Linked DNA regions of Homo sapiens: region 1 is linked to region 2. The links are chromatin contacts, found by Hi-C in ENCODE. All regions are on one chromosome and are shown on one strand. Each heading gives the region's core, a stretch centred on a gene start or an enhancer-like site at or near the end of the contact. The rest is flanking DNA. Distances are from core to core; before and after follow the strand shown.

What was found. A loop is a pair of places that touch in the nucleus more often than their neighbours do. Pooled maps may share reads with other maps.
Region 1: a loop to region 2 is called in a map of naive thymus-derived CD4-positive, alpha-beta T cell, with 3 times the contacts of the local background. The contact joins two enhancer-like sites. A Hi-C loop is called at or near these places in 1 of 168 maps with a recorded cell type or tissue (naive thymus-derived CD4-positive, alpha-beta T cell) and 4 of 50 pooled maps.

Annotation. Positions count from the first base shown.
Region 1 is chr6:45,309,321-45,312,020 of GRCh38, forward strand. The region is part of intron 2 of SUPT3H (SPT3 homolog, SAGA and STAGA complex component); the gene reads right to left. Among named protein-coding and RNA genes, the nearest start is that of RUNX2, 18 kb to the right of the region's middle. Within about 2 kb of position 1,336, at least 3 of the 41 ENCODE cell types and tissues checked have a DNase peak (open chromatin) inside an H3K27ac peak, as active enhancers do.
Region 2 is chr6:44,975,739-44,978,438 of GRCh38, forward strand. All of the region lies in intron 6 of SUPT3H (SPT3 homolog, SAGA and STAGA complex component), which reads right to left. Among named protein-coding and RNA genes, the nearest start is that of MIR586, 220 kb to the right of the region's middle. Within about 2 kb of position 1,398, at least 3 of the 41 ENCODE cell types and tissues checked have a DNase peak (open chromatin) inside an H3K27ac peak, as active enhancers do.

The DNA.
Region 1 (2,700 bases), core at 86-2,585, 330 kb after region 2:
AAAGAAACAAATTCCAAAGCCGAAAAACACGATGAAATGAAATTAAAACTTTAACTGAGTATCAACAATATCAGAACTGATCAAGCAGAAGATCTGTGATCTTAAGGACAAGTTAGTTAAAAATATATAGTCAAAAGAGAAAAAAAAAACTATGTAACTGAAGAAAGCTTATAAAATATATGAGACAGCATCAAAACAGCAAATATTTCGGTCATAGGAGTTCAAGAAGAAGAAAGAGAAAAAGTGATAGAAATCTTATTTAAATAAATAGCAGAAAATGTCCCAAATCTGAAGAAGATATAAATATCAACATATAGGCAGGGAAAAAAATCTCCCATCAGAGTTAATCCAAACAAGAATAGACGAAGGTATATTATAACCAAACTGTCAGAAATCAAACATAAAGAAAAGATCCTGAAACCAACAAGAGAAAAGAAAGAAATCACATATAACAGAGTTCAAATAAGGCTAACAGCAGTTTTCTCGGTAGACACCTTACAGACCAGGAGAGAATGGGATGATATAGTCAAAGTGATGAAAAGGATGGGGAGAAAATGTCCACCAAGAATAGTGTACCAGATTGTGAATGTTAGCTTCTGATCAACTGCAGGAACAAACCAGCAATCCTGAGAGGACCCACAGAACCTCTGAAGAAAGCGGACTGCTCCTGCAGTACCTGGGAGACACCTCAAATACTCTGGGAAGTGGAAAGCCTCTGGTAAGTTTTCAAGCGTGCCCTCCACCTGGAAACAGACTTGGGGCTGTTGTGGGCAGCACGGTGGGAATGAGACCAGCCTTTCAGTTCGCTTGGGAGCTAAGTGAGGCCTGTGATTGCCGCTTTTCCTCACATCCCTGACAACCTGCATGACTCGGCAGAGGCAGCCATAATCCTCCTAGGTATACAATTCCAGTGACCTGGGAATCTCACCCCATCCCCCACAGTAGCCACAGCAAGACGGCCCAAGTAGAGTCTGAATTCAGACACACCTAGCCCCATCCCCACCTGACAGGATTTCCCTAGGAAACCTGGTAGCCAAAGACAAAGGACATACAATCCTGGGAGTTCTAGGGCCCCACCCACTGCTGATCCCTCTCCACACTACTACAGCTGATGCTTTCTAGAAAGCACCACCTCCTGGCAGGAAGTCAACCAGCACAAAAATAGAGCATTAAACCACCAAAGCTAAGAACCCTCACAGAGTCCGTTGCACCCTCCACCACCTCCACCAGAACAGGCACTGGTATCCACTGCTGAGAGACCCATAGACGGTTCACATCAGAAGGACTGTGCACAGAAACCCTCAGCACCAGCCAGGAGCTGGGTAGACTCACTGGGTGGCTAGACCCAGAAGAGAGAAAACAATCAGGCAGTTTGGCTCACAGGAAGCCATAACCACAGGAAAAGGGGGCGAGTACTACATCAAGGGAACCCCCTGTGGGACAAAAAAATCTGAACAACAGCCTTCAACCCTAGACCTTCCCTCTGACAGAGCCTACCCAAATAGGAAAGAACCAGGAAATCAACCCTGGTAATATGACAAAACAGGGTTCATCAACACCCCCATAAAATCACACTAGTTCACCAGCAATGGATCCAAACCAAGAAGAAATCCCTCACTTACCTGAAAAAGAATTCAGGAAGTTAGTTATTAAGCTAAACAGGGAGGGACCAGAGAAAGGCGAAGCCCAATGCAAGGAAATCCAAAAAGTGATATAAGAAGTGAAGGGATCAATATTCAACAAAATAGATAGCATAAAGAAAATACAATCAAAAATTCAGGAAACTTTGGACACACTTTTAGAAATGCAAAATGCTCTGGAAAGTCTCAGCAATAGAACAGAACAAGTAGAAGAAATTGAGAGCTCAAAGACAAGGTCTTCGAACTAACCCAATCCAACAAAGAAAAAGAAAACAGAATAATATGAACAAACCCTCCAAGAAGTTTGGGATTATGTTAAACAACCAAACCTAAGAATACTCTGTGGAGAATGCACAATTACTAACAGACCTAAGAATAATCAGTGTTCCTGAGGAAGAAGACAATTCTAAAAGCTTAGAAAACATATCTGGGGGAATAATCAAGGAAAACTTCCCCAGCCTTGCTAGAGACCTAGACATCCAAATACAAGAAGCACAAAAAAACACCTGGGAAATTCATCACAAAAAGATCAATGTCTAGGCACACTGTCGTCAGGTTATCCAAAGTTAAGACAAAGGAAAGTATCATAAAAGCTGTTAGACAAAAGTACCAGGTAACCTATAAAGGAAAACCTATCAGATTAACAGCAGATTTCTGAGCAGAAACCCTACAAGCTAGAAGGGATTGGGGCCCTATCTTCAACCTCCTCAAACAAAACAATCTTCAGCCAAGAATTTTGTATCCAGCGAAACTAAACATCATATATGAAGGAAAGATACAGTCATTTTCAGACAAATGCTGAGAGAATTCACCATTACCAAGCAACCACTAAAAGAACTGCTAAAAGGAGCTCTAAATCTTGAAACAAATCCTGGAAACACATCAAAACAGAATCTCTTTAAAGCATAAAGCACACACGACCTATAAAACAAAAATACAAGTTAAAAAGCAAAAACAAAAAAAACAAAGTATAAAGGTAACAAAGAACATGATGAATGCAAGGGTACCTCACATTTCAATACTAACATGGAATGTAAATGGCCTAAATGCTCCACTTATA
Region 2 (2,700 bases), core at 148-2,647:
ATGTCAATATACTTGGAAAGAGTCCTATTAATAATATAAACATCAAATTACTTCTGATTTTTGATAAGCAGAGTAAGTAAAATGATGAGCTCATTATTAAAAAAAAGAAAATATGAAAAAAGCAAACTCATGCTGAGTATGTCATGCTCCAGTAAGGAAACAATGCCACCAGTGTGGGAAAAATTCTCGAGGAAAAATAGGCTTTTATAACTGGATAGCATTTGAGTTAAGATTAGAAACAAAACAAACAAAATTAAATTATTTATTCCTCTAAATGGAACGTTCTTAATCATCTTAATGCTAAAGTTTCCTTTCTTGTAATTGGCTGAGTTGTTTTCACGAATCAGAAATGAGCAAGTCCATCAATAGAAATCTGTCACAGAGACTGATCTAAGCTAGAAGCATGAGTTAACATAAAACAAAAGGAAGAAAATTTTTTTCCTGAGAATGCCAAGATTTAGTCACTAAGAAAAGGAGAAAATGATAGTCTTTACCAAGTATGACTATCACGAAGATACAAGAATAATCATAACAATCAAAAATGCTTTGCTTCAGATGTAGTAAACGTAAATTCCTAAATACTTAAGAAAAAGCAGAAATGTCTACACATTTGGAAAATTAATGTCTTTTTTTTTTTTCTTGAGACAGAGTCTCACTCTGTTGCCCAGGCTGGAGTGCAGTGGCGCAATCTTGGCTCACTGCAATCTCTGCCTCCAGGGCTCGAGAGATTCTCCTGCCTCAGCGTCCCGAATAGCTGGGAATACAGGTGACCACAACCATGCCTGGCTAATTTTTTGTATTTTTAGTAGAGACGGGGTTTCACCATGTTGGCTAGGCTGGTTTCAAACTCCTGACCTCAAGTGATCTGCCCGCTTCAGCCTCCCAAAGTGCTAGGATTACAGGCATGAGGCACTGCGCCCGGCCATATTTTGAATTCTTATCTGAAAAGTCTACTTACCTAAACTAAAAATATTTTTTAAAAACAGAAATAATCTTTAAAATAATTGTGGGTGTGAAAATCTTTGAATTATAAAGTCTTGCAGGGACTTTTCTCTTGAAGAAGGCTTGGCTATACTTAGATTCAGTATAGGTATTTCAAGTAGCCTGAACACAATGGCTGTCCCTTGAGCTTCTAAGAATGCAGAAGAGCAAAATCCTCTGCAATCATAAGTGCAAAACCTGTAATTATGGTTATTTAACAAAATGGTTTCTGTTAAGATATTTGATGATGAAATTTCCACTCTCTTAGATGTCAGTGCCCACATTTTATTCAGGCTTTACTCATGAGTAAATGTATTATAACTGTTATTTGATTAAATGTCAGTGGCCACCAGGCCTAGTTCATAAGCAAGAAGCTTAAAGAAGGCAAGCCACAGAGGGTGTGGAATGATTACAAAGAAAGATGATGAAAGGAGAATTGTTTTTGCAACTTGGTGATGTGAGGCAGTGTTTCACCTTAAATAAAGTAACCACAAAAGCTTTAAAGAAGCAAAGGACTATTTTGGCAGCAAGAGGAAGGGAAGATCAGTAAAATGGGTAAAGTCAAGTAAGGAAGAATCACAGCATAGAACAGCAGTATTTTAAAGTTTTATGTATACTGCCTTATTTACATGTTTATCCACTCAACAGCTGTGTCAGGGAGAAAGATAAGCTATTATTACATTTCCATTTATAGAAGAAACTGAAACTTACTGATTCTCTGGATTTTTTAAAAATACTTTTTAAAAAAAATTTTTGAACTAATTTTAGATTTGCAGAAAAACTTCAAAAATAGTACAGAGAGTTCCTGTATACTCTTCACCCCACCTTGCCACCCTACATGCATCTTATCTGATCTCACAAGCTAAACTGGGTCAGGTTTGTTTAGTACTTGGATGAGAGTTTTGTGGTTTTTCACCAAGGTAAAATATATTGCTAGAAAGAGTTTAAGATTCCTATTCCAAAATCAGTGCTCTTTCTACTATACTACTGACTTCTACACAAAACTCCTTATTCAGATATAAAATTTTCTATCTGATCAAGTAAAATTATGCAGTTCACTTGACATTACTACTACATGTTACAACTTTAGAGATGTATAAAATTTGCAATAATCTAAAAAATTCTACGTGAAATGCTCTGTAGTGGCCCTGATAAGAAACTGGTTTTGTTTTATAGAATTGAAACCCTCAGATTGCGCTACATGCAGTTTTCATAAGATCTAGAAATGTATTCTAAAATGAATACATTGCTTAATGAAATATAAGTGGACGAATGTCATGGAATTATCATAGTGCCTACTGAATATTCAGACTACATTTTCTGAGTCATTTTACTCGGTGGTAGTAGTAAATATTACATATTCCACTAACTTGATGTTATGCATGCTGCAAATCCTTTGATTCTGATTCTAGTCACTATGAAGGGAAGATTATTTCTAAAGTAAATTCCATAGGAATATTGCTATATTATATATTTTCATAAAGAAGATTCTGTCAATGACAGCTACCATTTCTTAAACACCCATGTGCTGAACTGAGCCAGGTATATTACATATGTTATCACAAATCCTTCCCAACACTTCTAAGATGCAGGTCCAGATAAAGGAATCTGAGACTCAGAAACATGTAGTAATTTGTCCAGGTTAGTAACATACCTTGGATAAAGAATGGAACTGTGATTTTAATATGTAGGTCTATATGACCCCAAAGCCCATGCTCT